Regions from separate parts of the Homo sapiens genome. Here all the other regions are linked to region 6. A link is a contact called in ENCODE Hi-C or POLR2A ChIA-PET data. All regions are on one chromosome and are shown on one strand. Each heading gives the region's core, a stretch centred on a gene start or an enhancer-like site at or near the end of the contact. The rest is flanking DNA. Distances are from core to core; before and after follow the strand shown.

Region 1 (2,700 bases), core at 35-2,534, 6.1 Mb after region 6:
TTAGCCTTTGATACTTGCTCTGAAAACACACTATCGTATGTTTGTGTATGTACACACACACACACAACAGTGACTTAAAAGTGGCAACCGCCTCTTGAAAAGTAAAAATATGTCATCCCTCCATTCTGCCCTTAAATGAGAAATAAAGACAATAGATTTGCCCACTGCAGACTGGGATACCAGAAAAGACGTTCTAAGTCTCGCCTGAGACAATATTAACCTGCTATCTTAAGTCCCAACTTGGATGACTTAAATTTCAGTGTACGTGCCTCCGTTCCCACTCTTGCCCCATCAGCTCCATCAGCATCGTCATCCCCGGCTCGGATCCCGGCCGCGACCCGCCAGGGCCGCCGGAGTCCGCGAATACCGCCCGCTCCCAGCAACGAAGCTCCCCGGCTCCCGGCCGACCGCGAGTTCCTGGAGCAGCAGCCTCCAAGGTTCCCAAAGCCCACGATTCAGGCGAGCGGTGCCGACCGGGCCGTGGACTGTGGCATTTTAAAACTACAGAAGTCTCACTGCACGACTGGCGCGGCCGAGGTGGCCCAGGAGACCCTCCAAGAGATTCTGGTCAGCTGCCGGGAGCGTGGAAGAGCAACCAAAGCCACCAAGGCGCCGCGCCAAGTCCCCGGAGCAGTCACCTCAGCTTTCCGTTCTCCCTCTAGTTACAATTACTCCACAGGCTTCTGGCGCTTCCTTCGAGAAAATGAAAAACTAAAAACGCGTAGAGGTGGTAGAAGTCGTTGGCATTTTCCGTTTAATGTGATCCCCCAGGCTCCATCCCTTAAGTGGGGTTTCCAAACTCGGATGCATCCTCAGCAGAGGTTTTCCATGTTGACAGATCTCTCGCCTCCCACAAAATGGGGCCGGGGAGGCGGCCGCGGTCTCCTCTATGGGCGCCGCCATTTTGTGAGGCGGCGGCGGCGCGGCGGCAGGAGCCCGGGGTGTGTATAATGGTTGAATAGAATGACCCCCTCCAGGGAATCCCCGGCACTGACGGTTACGTAAGGGGCTGTGCGCAAGTGCGGCGTTTAGGGAATCCGCACAGCCCGGGCCACGCAGCTCCGAGGCCCACATCTCCACTTCCCCTAAGAGGACCGATGGGGGAAGGGACAGCTGACCGGGTCTTCCTCGCAGCAGCCTCACCCCTAGTCTTCCGCGGCCGGCGAGCTTCTCCACCTCCCCGGGCCGGGTCTCCGCCCCTCACAGGCTTCCGAGACACTCACTGGCCCTGGGTTGTCAGGATCTTCCTAGCCACAACCTTATTCCGACCCCACTTAAGAGACAAACTTTAGTTGGGAAATAAGTCCGTTTCCTAGAGTGAGCACCGGAAGCAAGCTGCACTATATTACATAATTTTTCACCTCCAAAGCAATGTTCCCATTGGAACGACTACCTGAAATAACCCATCCAGACCCCTACTACCCTGTGACCTTGGGTTAGGCAGTGACTTTGCCCGTGGTGGCCGTCACTAAAATGGGAATAATAATACGTTTCACGTACTGTAATCTTAATTAACATTTGTAGCAAAGAGCCGGCTCCAACACCCCTCGTAAATGCAAATTTAGGTGGTAGTATTTGTTGAGATGTTTTGACTCATTTAAGCAAAGGGTTTTTTTAACCTTCAAAATATTTTAAACGAGGATTACATTTAAGACATTTGAAAGCAAGGAAAAACGTTTTATTCGGTATTTATTTTAAACGCAGCAATCTTGAAGAGACCTTACTATAAAAATGTAAACCTTAATTATTATTGTCGAAGTTCGATAGATTGCTTCCCAACCAGTTTAGTTAGTTTGCATAACTTTGCTCATAGAATACTCCAGTTTGATATGTGAAGCCAACCAGCGGCAAGATGAATTAAGAGCATTACTCTATTTCCACAGAACTAGGACAGACAGTTCACATTGTATTTAACGTATAGTTTGCTAAAGTTAGCGTGTGGATAATTCATAGAAAATGTGCTAACCAGGCCCCAAAATACTAGCATACGGCTCATAAAAGCCGATTCCTTTAGATTTTACAAAAACAGAAGGTAACAAATTGACTTTATTCCGATCTGTGAATGTTGCGTAGCGTGAGGGGCTACCCCGGTGAGCTTCCTTTCCCTTCAGAGCGCCACACCGGTTCTGTCGGGCGGGCGGGGACTCCGAGGCGGCCCTTCCAACAGCCGGGCCGGGGACGCGAACATCGCCTCCACCCCTAACCCTGGAACAACCGGTAGTGGCCGTTTCCCCGCACCGCCCCCCTTTCCGCCGGCTTTGTGTGCGTGTGAAATGTGCGGCACATTGCAGACGAACCCTAAGCCCGGCGAGTCGAGTCTATTGTTCCCCGCGAGGATCTGCCGGGGCGGTGTGGAGCCAGGCGCAGTGCCGCGGCCAGCCCTCGGGGGTCGCTGTGTGGCACTGGCTGCCAGGCCGTGGCGGCGGCAGAGAGGGAGGCTGGCGGGGAGGGAAGCAGGCGGGCGGCGCGCAGCGGCTCAGCTGCCGCCGGTGCTTCTGCCCGGGGACGCCCCGGCCTCAGCGGCCGAGGCCGCGCGTGAATGTGTGCGAGGGCCCCGCGGAGCCGGGGCCGAAATACACGCTGTCACCGCGCTTTCCACAAACCACCACACAGACCTCCCCCTCCCCACCCCCAGCCCCGCCTGCCCTAGCCCCGCCGCCGCCGCCGCCGAAACTCTTGGGCCTCTGGCCGCCCAGACCC
Region 2 (2,700 bases), core at 178-2,677, 7.6 Mb after region 6:
ACCTGGGATTACGGGAACCTGGGGGTGGTATATTCTGATCTTCTGTAGTCATGCACTGGGACCTTCTGTAGTCATGCATTTTCTCTCTCTCTTTTTTTTCTGATTCATTATTTCCTTTTCTTTTTCATCTTGGTATTTGTAGGGAAAGTGATATTCCTCTCCCCGAAATCATATTATTCCAGACAAAAGAAAACAAATGCCTACACTTATCTAATCAATCAGAAGACCATCTCCCCCACCCTTTTTTTTTTTTTAAAGATGGAGTCTTGCTCTTGTCACCCTGACTGGAGTGCAATGGGACGATTTTGGCTCACTGCAACCTCCGCCTCCTGGGTTCAAGCGATTCTCCTGCCTCAGCCCCCCGAGTAGCTGGGATTACAGGGGCCCACCACCACGCCCAGCTAATTTTTGTATTTTCAGTAGAGACGGAGTTGCACCATGTTGGCCAGGCTGGTCTCGAACTCCTGACCTCAGGTGATCCACCCGCCTCGGCCTCCCAAAGTGCTGGGATTACAGGCATGAGCCACAGCGCCAGACGAACCATCTCCCTTTTAAGCACGCTGTCCCCTTGAGTTACCTGCTGGTTTCAAGTGGAACACTAAGGGAGGAAGCAGAAAGTTCTTATCTTGCTCTGCCACATACTGGATCTAGCTGAGGCTGGGGCTCAGGCCTGTGGTTTCCTGTAGTGTGGACTGAGCCATTTTTCCATCAAGACGTCAGTGGAGAGATGAAGTGAAAGGATTTAAAAGCGGTTTGTGGCCTGCCATGGTGGCTCACCCCTATAATCCCAGCACTTTGGGAGGCCAAGGCGGGTGGATCACCTGAGGTAAGGAGTTCGAGACCAGACTGGCCAACATGGTGAAACACCATCTCTACTAAAAATACAAAATCAGCCGGGTGTGGTGGTGGGTGCATGTAGTCACAGCTACTCGGAGCCTGAAGCAGGAGAATCGCTTGAACCTGGGAGGCAGAGGTTGCAATGAGCCGAGACCATGCCACTGCACTCCAGCCTGGGCAACAAGACCAAAACTCCGTCTCAAAAAAAATAAATAAATAAAAATAAAAGCGGTTTGTAAACTGTAACACCTTGCACAGAAACACAAGATTACTACTATTAAATATTATTTAGAAAAGTAGAGTTCTTCTTACCATTTCCCTGTTTCTTTCTTCTCACTTCCTCCTTTCCCCTTCTGACCATCTTTTCAGCCGTGAACATACCACACCAGCAAGAACAATAAGAGCCAAGGGTCTGAATTGTTTAATCAAAGGAAGAGTCAAAATAAGCTACACCCAGATTACTGAGAAAGGTGAAATGAAAACAAGCTCAAAACCAAATTCCAGGAAGATGCTGTCTTTGTATTGACTTACCATTTCATGTTTTCACACATGTCAAAGTCTTGAAGCTTCGGTCATTAGTCTTCCGCTTCCTAAAGCAAGAAACTAAATGCTGACTTGTGTCGTTTGCCCCAGATGCCACCGGAAATGTCATCTTCTCCCCAGACGCTGGCTTGCAAGCACAGCAGCACCCAGAGGCTAACCTATTTCCCCTATAGCCCAAGCTCTGAGATCTCCCGTCTGGTCACAATGATCTACAGGAGAGGAAGAAAGCTATCTAGGGACGAGATCTAGAATCAACTGAGAGAGATGCTTAAAAATCACCAGTTACTTTAATGAGTAAGTACTTTTCAGTTTTTCCATTTTATCTGAAACTTTAAGTTGGCATTTCTGACCAGCCTTTCTTGAGACCATCATTTTTTGGGCACTTACTGTAGACAGGAATCAGCACCCTAGCCTCCTTCAGCCCACCCCATGTAACACTAAAGAGACAACTGGTGCTTGGCAATAACAAAAATATTAGTGATTGATAAACTTGTAAATTTATTAAAATGGACAGTGAAAGAAAACAGCCAATTTAGTTGTGAACTGGAGAAGGGACGTGAGGCATCTGTTGTCTGCAATCTTGTATGTTGTGGTTGACCACAAAGGCTTGGCATCAGGTTTTACTTCCAGCACTACTTCTTATAAAATGGATGACCTTGGGCAGATTACTCAATCTTTTAGCCTTAATTTTTAAAAGTATAAAATGGAGAAAATTAGAATATGTAGTCCAGGTGCGGTGGCCCACACCCGTAATCCAAGCACTTTGGAAGGCTGAGGCAGGTGGATTATTTGAGTCTAAGTTCAAGACCAGCCTGGACAACATGATGAAACCCTGTCTCTAAAAAAAACTATAAAAATTAGCCAGGCATGGTGGCACAGGCCTGTAGTCCCAGCTACTAGGGAGGCTGAAGTGGGAGGATTGATTGAGCCTGCAGAGTTGCTGCAGTGAGCCATGATTTCGCCACTGAATTCCAACTTGGGCAACAGAGTGAGACAAGAAAGAAACAGAGAGAGAGAGAGAGACAGAGAAAGAAGAAAAAAAAAGAAAGAAAGAAAGAAAGAAAAAGAAAGAAAGAGAAAGAAAGAAAGAAAGAAAGAAAGAAAGAAAGAAAGAAAGAAAGAAGAAAGAGAAAGAGAGAAAAGAAAAGGAAAGAAAGAAAGAAAATAATTTCTTAGGTTGTTTTTGTTTTTGTTTTTTTGTGATGGAGTCTCACTCTGCTGCTCAGGCTGGAGTGCAGTGGTGCTATCTCTGCTCACCGCAACCTCCGCCTCCCAAGTTCAAGCAATTCTTGTGCCTCAGCCTCCCAAGTAGCTGGGATT
Region 3 (2,700 bases), core at 116-2,615, 5.6 Mb after region 6:
TTCCCACTTAAGATTGGTCCCAATGTTTTCTTTCTTTCAGAGAGAACATTAAAAATGTTAGGAAACTGAGGTGCAAGGATTGCTGGAGGCCAGGAGTTCGAAACCAGCCTGGGCAACATAGTGAGACACCCATCTCTACAAAAAAATTTAAGAATAAGCCCCACATGGTGGTGTGCTCCGCTTGTAGTTCTAGTTACTGAACTCCCACCTCGGCAACAGAGCGAGACCGTCTTAAAAAAAGTATGTGGAAGAAAAAACATGCACAGTAGATTTAGTGTTATTGTGATAACCCTAGCACTTCAGTGGAAAAAATATAAACAATTTCAATGAGTAGACAATAACACATATAACCAAGATTTCAAATATACCTTCTAGCCCTTTTGAGAAGTCAAAATTGAACAACCTGAATGTACCAGCTTTTTTGAAAAAAGTTTTGTAGACACGCGATCCCCAAAACCTGCCGTTCAAACAACTCCAAGGGTCTTTAAAGTACTAAATCCCTTTGTATTTGTCCTATCGGTCCCTTTGGTTTCCAGGAAAGCATTAAAAATAAAAATAAAAACTCTCTGCCTTAATTTTATTTCACGACTTTCTTTTCTCTTATTATAGCTTTCCACATTGCTTTAGAAGAGTTTACATCTAACTCTAGTGGTCTTCGGCTTCTTCTCCCTCTTTGACACAGAGGACTAGTTTCAATTGTACAAATAGGCTGGACGCTTCAGCGATTATCTTCCGACCACTCCCTGTGTGCTCGCGCGGGCGGAGTAGGGGGCGCTTCTCCACTCTCCGCGACCTCAATGTATGCGGAAATCCTCCTGCCTTTGTGCACACGTTTATTTAGAAAATTCTCTCCACCCCCACTCCCGTCCGTCCCGCCCCTTCTTCTTTTGCTTATTCTCTGAGTTTTGCCTCTCCTCCCACCCCGACTCCACCGTAATCTTAACCTACCCGTACAGATTCCACTTTCCCACTTCGGAGCTAGAGTAATTTAAGATCCCCCCATTATTAGCTCCACGTCGCCTTTAAAAGCCATTCAAACGAGTTCGCCTTCCAGGGTTCTGCAGTTGTGCTGCAGCAGCATTTCCCTCCTCTCCAGTATCAGACGTTAAAACAAAGCAAGCCACAGTGTGTGTCCACAGACGACCTTGGAACGAAAAGCTGCCCTGTTTGGGATCAATGCTCAGGGAACCCAGTCCACTCCCGCACTCACGTGTTCCCGCCTTGCCCTCCAGCTAGTTCCCCCGCGCGCAGGATCGCACTACTCCCTCTGCAGTCTCGCCTGCCGACTTCCTTCTGCGCGCCTCGTAAAACCGGGGAAGTTCAATCATTCCGCAGCGAGCCGCGGCGGCCGCACTGGGCATGCTCAGTCTCCGGGCTCCGCTCGGCAGGCGAGAGGCGTCCTCCGGCTCTGGGCTCCGGTCGGTGGGTGCCTCGGCTCGGCTTTCCCCGGCGCTGGCTGGGCTCAGCGGCCCCTGAGCCCAAGCGACACACGCCCCGCGGTCCCCGATCCGGCCCCTGGGAGAGCCGCGCCGTTCTGGAACCCGGGAGCCCCCAACTTCGCGCCAAGTTCGGAGCCGCCTTCTGAGGGAGACATGAAAAAGATGAGCAGGAATGTTTTGCTACAAATGGAGGAGGAGGAGGACGACGACGATGGGGATATCGGTGAGCGAGGGGTCCCCGCGTCCCCACCCGAGAGCCCGAGCCGACGCGGGAAGAAGTTCGGGGACTGCGCGGGGGCGCTGTGCTCTCCGCGGGGGAGGTTGGCCGAGACGCTCGGCCGCTCCGGGCAGGGGAGGAAGCCCGCTGTCCCCGGCTGCTTGCAGACTGAGGCCCCGGTGCGGCCCCTGCGGGGCTGAGGCGCGGGGCGCGTGGTGGCCCCGAGGACAGGCTCCTGACGGGCGGGGGATGCTGCCCCTGAAAAGCCTGGCAGCTGCGGGGACGCCTCTGCGTGCGGAAGTCTCCACTCAGAAGCAACTTTGGGGTCACTTCCCCGACTCGCAGAGTGCTAGGGTTGCCCAGGAGCCTCGGCACTGGGGCGAGCCCCCTGGGCGGGGTCCGGGGAGCAGGCCCGCATTTGGAGGACAGGGTGTGACCCATCTGAATCCTCGTTAAAGTAAAAGCCGACCGACGGCTCTGGGAGGTTTGAGGCCTGGCGGGGCGGCCCCGGGAAGTGATTTGTGGCCGCTAGGCGCGCGCTGGAAACCCTTTCCCATCTGCGGAGCCCACCGGAGCTGTGATCGGAGGAGGAATTCCCCCAGGCAGGGAGGACCGCAGGGCCTTTTTCACTCGTCCTGAGGGGCCCTGGGGCTTGGGGAGCAAACCTGGGGTGACCCATTTCTAGTTAGAGTTAAAAATGCATGGAAGTGACAAGACGAACGGAGGGAGAGCTGTTTTAAGAGCAAAAAAAGAAAAAAAGGGCAAACAAAAGGGATGAGAGGAGGTGAGGAAGGGGAAAGGAATGAGAGGACTAGAGAGAAAATCAGGTCCCTAAAGAGAACACTGTCGGGGGATGATGATATAATGTGTCCCTCCAGAAGACTCTAATTAAATTACCAAGCCAGTCTGTTGTGGCGACTCGGCTTAGTCTCCTGGATGCCAAATCAATTTTAAAGCAGAACATCCTGCTGATGTTCTAAAGCCCTGTTGTTATCTAATAACTTTAAAAGTAACTTAATTTTAGGAGTTGGGTGTGGTTTTTAT
Region 4 (2,700 bases), core at 158-2,657, 7.9 Mb before region 6:
CTACCAATGTTCAAAAATAACCCCCTTGACAAAGCTTTCTCCTATTCTTTTCCTTATTAGAAATTTCAAAAGTTTGTTACTCTCCCGCTTGTGATATTATTCTACATATATTATAGTTATTTATTTTATTTTTTTGAGACAGTCTCGCTCTGTCGCCTAGCAGCCTAGGCGTGCAGTGGCGCGATCTCAGCTCACTGCAACCTCTGCCTCCTGGGTTGAGGCGATTCTCCTGCCTCAGCCTCCAGAGTAGCTGGGACTACCGGCGCCACTACTACTCCTGGCTAATTTTTGTATTTTTAGTACATGCCGCGGTTTTGCCGTGCTGGCTAGGCTGGTCTCCAACTCTCCTGATCTCAAGTGCCTCGGCCTCCCAAAGTGCTGGGATTACAGGCGTGAACCACCGTGCCCAGATAATTTTTGTATCTTTAGTAGAGGCGGGGTTTCGCCACGTTGCCCAGGCTGGTCTCGAACTCCTGAGCTCAAGCAGTTCTCCCACCTCGGCCTCCCAAGTTTAATGTAAAATATCAGATGCCATTGTTTCAGAAAGCCTTCAGTAGATTAAGGAGATTGTTCTCCTTATCCTTAAGATGTCTATTTTTTACATGGCAATATTAACGGACTGAAAGCTCCTGGAGAGACGCAATTGCCCTTGTAACTTCCATTTCCGTACAATTTCTGGTAGGAAATAATAATAACAATAACACTTAGTGGTGTTTATTATTTGCTGGGCATCCTTATAAGGGTTTTACATGTTTTAAATTTATCCCTCAGGACAACTCCATGTGATGGGTGCTATTATCACAAAAATTTTATAGATAAAGAACCTAGGCACAGGGAGAGGTTACGTTACCGGTCCATGGTCACGTGGCTGGTGAATGGCAGAGCCGGGGGCTGAACCCAGCAATCTCAGCCAGGGATCCGTGGTCTTAACCACTTTGTTACCTTTATCCCAGGGTCTGTCAATGTTTATTCCAGTTACAGGGGTGGAATTCTGCTAGAAGCTTTTGAGAACCTCATCTAGCGTTGTGTTTTTTTCTACCAAGGCTTTTAGCTGCTAAGAGAGAGGCCACTGCCAGTAACAGCCGGGGCGCCGAGCTGTCAAGGCTGACGGAGGAATGGACGCTCATCGCGCAGCGGAGTGTTGGAGGGGCAAGCCCGCCAAGAGACCCACTTTGCACAACTGTCCTCAGCCAGGAAACGACAGATCAGGAACCCAGGGACAGAAACACACGCGGGGCCTCTTCAGAGGTCGGCGGGGGGGGTGGGAAAGGGGCGGGGAGGAAGAGCAGCGCAGGGCCTGGCCGTTTGGAGGAGGTGCTGGGGCGGCGCGAAGGGAGGCGGGACAGGGTAGACTCACAGATCCAGGAGCTGACTGACCCGCCGTGGGCGAGGCATCGCTGCAGCGTCTGAAGCCTCTTCCGCGGTCCCAGGGCCTCCAGAACCCAGCCAGGGACCGTCCGCCAACTCCCGCCCACCGCGCGACGCGTAGGTTTTTGTGACGTCACACGGATTTTTCCGGTGACCGGGGCGTGGCCACGCTTCGGACTCCACAAGGAAAGAAGAGAGCCCCCTTTGGGGCGGAGCCACTGAGGGCTGCGCGGAAGAGGCTGGGTGTGATAAACTATAAAGAGGCCCTAAACTCGGATGCAACGTGACGGGAGTTGTAGTTCTTTCACCTGGCGGGCGTCTGCTCCGGTTCAGCTGCAGGAGGTTTCTTGGGAGTTCAGCCCAGCGCGCAGCCCCGCCGCGACGCCGCGAGCCGAGAACTCTCCTGGGGCGAAGGGAGCGCTGAGAAGTCGCTACTCTTACTAAAAGGATGCGTTGGATGCTGGGCCATACCCTTGGCGATGCACACTGGAGACCCGCTCGGATACGGACTCCATTAACATCAAACGGAGCGTGTTAGAGGATCCGAGTTTACTGAGCACTTTCTAGGAAGCGTGCACTGAGCTACGTGCTTTCTAGGCCTTAGTTCAATACTTAACCATATTCATTATAATCCGGTGAAATCGTAATTATTTAGCCTTATTTTACAGATGAGGACACTGCGTACCAACAAGTAACCTCACTAAGAATTTCGTCATGGAGGAGAAGGGAACCTGTATTCAAATTAGGAAGGATCCTGAAGAAAGGGCACCTTTAGGTGGAATTTTATCTTTGGTTCTGCTGCAGAGTACTTGCTGCTTTTTAGTGCTCCCTCCACCCCCCTCATTCTTCCTTGTAGATTAGTCTGTTGTTTGTATGCTGAGTTCCTTTTTTAAGCTCCTTGAAAGTTGGAACCCACTGCTGTTGCCTGTTCAGGATGCTACACATTGAATCAACATGGATTTATTAAGCGCTGAACGAGGGCTAGGGATCGTGCTGGGTGCTGAGGATTGAGTGGCGAACACTTGGGTCAGACAAGTAAAAGGGCAATTAGAATAACTGTTAAATGCTTAGATGGGGTTAGTTCTATGGAAGCACCCATGGGGGTGGGATACAGATCAGAGAGAAAAGGGTGGTCTGCAAATAGTTTGGGATGGCTACACTGGAGAGTGATCAAGAGTGAGTGTAGGGCAGGGGTTGGCCGACTTTTTCCATAAAGTGCTCTGAAAGTTGCAGATTCCAGGAGAAGTAACTATTGTCAGACCCAGACAAATTGGAGCCTAGAGACCAGAAAGGAAGGAAACTCATGCTTGTATGTCTGAGATAAGAACTGTC
Region 5 (2,700 bases), core at 201-2,700, 7.9 Mb before region 6:
GGGCATGGTGGCTTCGCCTGTGGTCCTAGCTACTTGGTAGGCAGAGGCGGGAGGATCACTTGAGCCCATGAGGTCGAGGCTACAGTGAGCCATGATCACGCCACTGCATTCCAACCTGGTCAACGTACGTAGCAAGACCCAGCAGTGTTGTCTTGAGCATGTCACTTAACCTCTCCAAGTCTGTTTCCTCATCTTTCCTTTGCAAGCACAGCAAGTCCCTGTAATAAGATAGGCACAACTGTCTGATCCAGGTAGGCACGAGTTGGCAAAGACTGGAGATCTACCTTCTGCTTTGATGACTTTTCTGCATTAATCTTCTCATTTTCTACTATCCTCTGGCCAGGCACGGTGGCTCACCCCTGTAATCCCAGCACTTTGGGAGGCTGAGGTGGGCAGATCACGAGGTCAGGAGATAGAGACCATCCTGGCTAACACACTGAAACCCCGTCTCTACTTAAAATACAAAAAATTAGCCAGGCATGGTGGCCGGCGCCTGTAGTCCCAGCCACTTGGGAGGCTGAGGCAGGAGTCCATAACATTTTTTTAAACATTGGCGATATAAGGCCACACTGGTAACCACATGAAAAATTAAAGTGTTGTGAAAATATTTTAAACCAAGATGACTTTTACCTGGTAAATTTTTTTTTTTTTTGAGACGGAGTCTCGCTCTGTCACCCAGGCTGGCGTGCAGTGGCACCATCTCGGCTCACTGCAACCTCCGCCTCCCAGGCTCAAGCGATTCTTCTGCCTCAGCCTCCCGAGTAGCTGGGACTACAGGTGCGAGCCACCACGCCCAGCTAATTTTTGTATTTTTAGTAGAGACAGGGTGTCACCATATTGGCCAGGCTGGTCTCGAACTCCTAGACCTCGTGATCTGCCCACCTTGGCCTCCCAAAGTGCTGGGATTACAGGCGTGAACCACTGCGCCCGGCCTTACCTGTTAAATTAATGTTAGTGGAAACACATTGCCAAACTCAATTTTTCAAGTACATGTATCTTCAAAATACAAATATACTTCAAAGCTACTGTACTTTGAAATATGTTATCTTCAAAAATGACATTATCACTAAGAATATAGGAAGCCTTAAGAATTGAATATGGTGGTTCAAAATTAGTATTTTTCCTCTTTGTAGGGGAAATCACCCAAAAGTAACAATCAGAACTGTTACCACCTGACTGGTTCTTGCCCACTGCACAGATAAAACCAAAACACTGAGCCAGCAGGAGTTGCAGCAGAGAAAGAGTTTGATTATTGCAAGGCAATAGAGTGAGGAGGACGGGATACATTTCCCAGATCCACCTCACCAAGAATTCAGAGGCTAAGGTTTTTAAGGATGATTTGGCAGGTAGGGCATTAGGAAACAGATGTTGTGGATTGGTTGGGGGATGAAATCATAGGAGTGTTGAAACTGTCTTCATGTGCTGAGTCATTTCCTGCAGGGGAGTGGTCAGAGGACCGGTTGAGTCAGTTCCTTTGTTGCAGTCACGGTCACTGTTCAAGCTGGTGTCAGTTGATTCACCTGAAGGCAAAGTCTGAAAAATATCTCAGAGATCAGTCTCAGGTTTCACAATAGCGCTTGTGACTGCCTGTTACATAACTCCTGAGCAATAAGCAATTATAGAAAAGCAAACAAGAGAACAATGATGGGCTATCATTCAACTACGCCTACAGCTTAAGAGGTGAGCTCCCTGGTGATTGAAACTGCTTGCACTCCTCAGTTGATCCAACTTCTGGAAAATACAAAGGCAGTCTGCATGACTTAAAGATCATTGTTTCTTTTTCTTTTTTTTTTTTTTTTTGAGACAGAGTCTTGGTCTGTCGCCGAGGCTGGAGTGCAGTGGCACAACCTGGGCTCACTGCAACCTCCGCCTCCTGGGTTCAAGCGATTCTCCTGCTTCAGCCTCCCGAGTAGCTGGGATCACAGGCATGTGCCACCACGCCTGGCTAATTTTTTGTATTTTTAGTAGAGGCGGGGTTTCACCGTGTTGGCCAGGCAGTGGCTCAATGCCTATAATCCCAGCACTTTGGGAGGCAGAGGCTGGCAGATCACCTGAGGTCAGGAGTTCGAGACCAGCCTGGCCAACATGGTGAAACCCCGCCTCTACTAAAAATACAAAAAATTAGCCGGGCGTGGTGGCACACGCCTGCAATCCCAGCTACTCGGGAGGCTGAGGCAGGAGAATTGCTTGAACCCGGGAGGCAGAGGCTGTAGTGAGCTGAGATCGCACCACCGTACTCCAGCCTGGGCGACAGAGCAAGACTTCATCACAAAAAAAAAAAAAAGGACTATGTTACGTAATCATGCCTGGTAGATGAAAATGTCAAAGGGAAAGAAAGTAAGTGTAACAAACATCTATTAGCTGTGCCTCTATTTTAACAAAATTTAGGCCTCTCTAAATTACAAAGTAAGTGGAATGGTTGAGTGTGGGAGGGCATTAGGGGTGCAGATTTTAGAAGTATTTTATTAGATTTAGGGTTTGGGATTAGATTAGATGAGGGGTAATAAATGATTGCTAGGGAGAATGACTGGATCAGGGAACAGAAATTAACTTGTAGGTAGTTCTCTTTGGAATTTAAATGATCCTTGGAGAGAGTCAGTCATTATCTTGAAAAAGGGTCTGTTTAGGTGTGGTTACATTTTCGGTCTTACAGATGTTACCAAAACACCCAAGATTCAGTCTAGGTCCTGTTGCTCCCCT
Region 6 (2,700 bases), core at 87-2,586:
AACTTTAGAAAAGTTTGCACCCTATAATCCTTTAACTGGTTACAGTTAAAAGGGGTAATGAAGCATATATTTTAATTCAGGTTTAGATGTCAGAGGAATCTAAGACACTAAAGAAGTGGGTCCATCGACAGGACAACAGATGGTATCTGGCACTGCAGTGGCAACTTGAACAGTTTCACATTTCACCCATCACCTTAATTTCTATCTTACCTTATGTCCTCTGTAAAAGGCAATTTCTTCTACATTGGCTATAATTCTCGAGTGCACATACCGCAAATAGCCTTTTCTATGTGCTTCCTCTGCCACCAGTTTGCCAAATTTGGGAGAACAGGCTTTTAACACTTTAGCAGTGGCATACACCACAAGTCCTGCTAGTAGGGTGGGCCCAATTGGGCTTGCTCCTCTGGATGTAGCAGTTTGAATGAGTGTATAGGAGGTCAGCATTACATCTAAAATAGGTTTGGTCAGATTGGAATACAAGTGAGCCACAGATTGGGAGAACATCATAATATCCTCCGTAAGAGATTGGTCAGGGTTTGCCAGCCTCCCATCCATATTGATCACTTTATAATAAGTCTGATTTGTAAAATAGGTTTCATAGGCGTGGTCTACTAGGCGAGTTCTGAAGGCCAAAGCCAATTTGCATTCCAGGTACCTTATTGCACTGTTGACGAAGGTAGCAGGGATGGCAATCATAAGCCACTTGATTAATTTGATGATGAAAGTCCGAGGCTTCTTTTCCACAATGCTTTTCACGATTTTTCCATCCAGACCAGCCACATAGATAGAAAGAAAGGTTCTTGAGATTAGAGCCACTGAGTGCAGGCAGAGCCACCCTGTTTCAGTGGTCACAAGTTTTGGAAACAAAATTTTCCGAAGTTCTAGTAGCTGTTTGAAGAAATCTGCATTCACTCCAGGCGAAGGTTTTTCACAAATGGTCTCGGTGCAATGCAGTATTTCTGTGTTCTCTGCAGCAGGGTAAGCTGCTGCTTTTTTCTTCCCGTGGCCAGATTGCTTTAAACGCTTGCCAATGATGGGATAGAGGGTTTTCAGAGCATATGCCGCAGCCACCAGGCAGGCAGCCCTCTTAGCAGCACTCGATCTGGTCCATTTCACTCGATCAGCTGCTGCATTTAGCATATGTGTCATTTTCCCAGTTACCCAAACCGGCTTCCAAAAGAATTCGTTTTAAAAGATCATGCTTCACAGAAATCCCCAGCAAATGTTTTAGAAAGTCCTACAGCGTCCCATAGTCTGCAGCGTTTCTCTTCCACTGTTGTGTTTTTAATTTTGTTCTGCTGTGACAGATGCAGCAGAGCTCAGACTCCGCTGCATCTACCGGGAATGATTCTCTCAGAAGCTCAAGCTGCACCAAGCTCCTCCCTCCCAGGCCCCTCATTGGCTGTGAGGGCGGTGGGACCTTGGAATCCTCGCAGCTTCCCTTTGAACCTTGAAAATGAGGAGAGAGCAAAGCGAATTACATCCTTCCTTAAACAGGAGTTCAGAGAGTTAAAATGTCTATTTTTGGAGAGGTCGAATCAGGCCATCTGCTGGCGAACAAAACCGGCTCTAGCTACTGAGCATGCTCAGTGTCACTTAGAAACCCACAGAAGTTTCAGAATATACATCACTTCGGTAAGATTTCAGTAGATACCGCAAACAGAAGAGCAAGCAGAAAGGGAGATTTCCAAGCGAACAAAACCGGCCCTAGCTACTGAGCATGCTCAATGTCACTTAGAAACCCGCAGAAGTTTCAGAATATACATCACTTCGGTAAGATTTCAGCAGCTACCGCAAACAGAAGAGCAAGCAGAAAGGGAGATTTGCAAGAGTTTTAATGAGACGAGGAGGGAGAAGGAACCACGAAAATGAGGGAGGAGGGACAAGAGGATCAACATAAAATGAATATGAAAAGGATATGGAATGAATCTGAAACGGATCAGAAAAGAAAGTGACAAGTGGGAGGGACACCGGAGAATGCCAAATATCAAATACACTTGGATCTGTTTTTCACAGATCCCCCCGGCTTTTTTGGGGGTCTGATTTCACAAAAGGTCTCAGAACCTAATAGACAAGTTGTAATCGAGGGTTTCCCTTGTAAATAAATAGGATAAAAGTCTTCCGTGTTACAGAAAATAATTATTTGCTATGCCTCTAGCCATTCTCCCTTTTTCCTCTGCATCCTACTTGTCCTTATGCTAAAAATCTTCCAGCCCCATAACTGGAGATCTGATGTACTCATATTTATTTACAAGGTGACGACTATTAAATAAATGAGAGCAATGTTTCATGTTTACTACTCCCATGTGTTAGGTAGTTTTTACTTGGAGTGGGGTAGCACTTATAGTGAAAGTTTAACCATTTGGGAATTCAGCTGGTGTTGGATGGTGGAAATAGCTTCTCTAGGACCTTACTTCATTTTTCAAGAATGCTTTGTCTTTTGCAGGTTTCTGCTTTGTTTGTTTTGTTTAGCTGTAGAGATAATCTACTGGCTACTTCCTATTTCCATTTGGTTATTTGATAAAAACTAAGAGTCTTAAAATTCTTCACATCCATAATGGAGGATTTAAATTGTTCAACAGTCAAGGACAATTCTGCATATTTTTGAAAATGTAAAAAGCTTTTTTTTTTTTTTTTTTTTTTTTTTTTATGAGACAGAGTCTCTCTCTGTCACCCAGGCTGGAGTGCAGTGGCACGATC

What was found. Hi-C counts contacts between places; a loop is a spot of excess contacts on that map. ChIA-PET counts read pairs that join two places held with the same protein, here RNA polymerase II (POLR2A). Pooled maps may share reads with other maps.
Region 1: a map of OCI-LY7 shows a loop between it and region 6 (9-fold over the local background). The contact joins the promoter of LINC00938 here to the promoter of ABCD2 in region 6. A Hi-C loop is called at or near these places in 2 of 168 maps with a recorded cell type or tissue (OCI-LY7 and naive thymus-derived CD4-positive, alpha-beta T cell), 1 of 37 single-sample maps with no recorded cell type and 9 of 50 pooled maps.
Region 2: a loop to region 6 is called in a pooled map, with 6 times the contacts of the local background. The contact joins the promoter of PCED1B-AS1 here to the promoter of ABCD2 in region 6. A Hi-C loop is called at or near these places in 7 of 50 pooled maps. POLR2A ChIA-PET finds 5 or more read pairs at or near these places in 2 of 52 experiments (OCI-LY7 and activated T-cell).
Region 3: a loop to region 6 is called in a map of naive thymus-derived CD4-positive, alpha-beta T cell, with 13 times the contacts of the local background. The contact joins the promoter of ANO6 here to the promoter of ABCD2 in region 6. A Hi-C loop is called at or near these places in 1 of 168 maps with a recorded cell type or tissue (naive thymus-derived CD4-positive, alpha-beta T cell), 1 of 37 single-sample maps with no recorded cell type and 6 of 50 pooled maps.
Region 4: a loop to region 6 is called in a pooled map, with 29 times the contacts of the local background. The contact joins the promoter of AMN1 here to the promoter of ABCD2 in region 6. A Hi-C loop is called at or near these places in 3 of 50 pooled maps.
Region 5: a loop to region 6 is called in a pooled map, with 5 times the contacts of the local background. The contact joins the enhancer-like site here to the promoter of ABCD2 in region 6. A Hi-C loop is called at or near these places in 3 of 50 pooled maps.

Annotation. Positions count from the first base shown.
Region 1 is chr12:45,726,637-45,729,336 of GRCh38, forward strand. It overlaps LINC00938 (long intergenic non-protein coding RNA 938), which reads right to left and starts at 1,285. Exons shown (of 1, transcript NR_028408.1): 1 at 1-1,285. RefSeq lists enhancers at 1-875, 581-1,300, 876-1,838 and a silencer at 2,351-2,700.
Region 2 is chr12:47,215,016-47,217,715 of GRCh38, forward strand. PCED1B-AS1 (PCED1B antisense RNA 1) reads right to left here and starts at 1,428. Exons shown (of 3, transcript NR_026544.1): 1 at 1,369-1,428; 2 at 1,150-1,249. It overlaps PCED1B (PC-esterase domain containing 1B), which reads left to right. Exons shown (of 4, transcript NM_138371.3): 3 at 1,207-1,674.
Region 3 is chr12:45,214,730-45,217,429 of GRCh38, forward strand. It overlaps ANO6 (anoctamin 6), which reads left to right and starts at 1,366. Exons shown (of 20, transcript NM_001025356.3): 1 at 1,366-1,662. The coding sequence starts at 1,593. It also overlaps the pseudogene PLEKHA8P1. RefSeq lists enhancers at 1,132-1,231, 2,242-2,371 and a silencer at 1,692-2,001.
Region 4 is chr12:31,727,614-31,730,313 of GRCh38, forward strand. It overlaps AMN1 (antagonist of mitotic exit network 1 homolog), which reads right to left and starts at 1,408. Exons shown (of 7, transcript NM_001113402.2): 1 at 1,358-1,408. The coding sequence starts at 1,395. AMN1-AS1 (AMN1 antisense RNA 1) reads left to right here and starts at 1,652. Exons shown (of 1, transcript NR_198987.1): 1 at 1,652-2,700. It overlaps LOC105369722 (a long non-coding RNA gene), which reads left to right. Exons shown (of 3, transcript XR_931497.3): 3 at 1,044-1,277. RefSeq lists a silencer at 1,197-1,276 and enhancers at 1,327-1,676, 1,689-2,321, 1,717-1,916.
Region 5 is chr12:31,747,906-31,750,605 of GRCh38, forward strand. It overlaps LOC105369724 (a long non-coding RNA gene), which reads right to left. Exons shown (of 4, transcript XR_931501.3): 4 at 1,228-1,533. Among named protein-coding and RNA genes, the nearest start is that of AMN1-AS1, 20 kb to the left of the region's middle. RefSeq lists enhancers at 715-1,914, 901-1,486, 1,209-1,278, 1,299-1,478, 1,330-1,624 and 1 more. Within about 2 kb of position 1,451, at least 27 of the 41 ENCODE cell types and tissues checked have a DNase peak (open chromatin) inside an H3K27ac peak, as active enhancers do.
Region 6 is chr12:39,618,467-39,621,166 of GRCh38, forward strand. ABCD2 (ATP binding cassette subfamily D member 2) reads right to left here and starts at 1,337. Exons shown (of 10, transcript NM_005164.4): 1 at 211-1,337. The coding sequence starts at 1,149. RefSeq lists enhancers at 739-818, 1,129-1,648.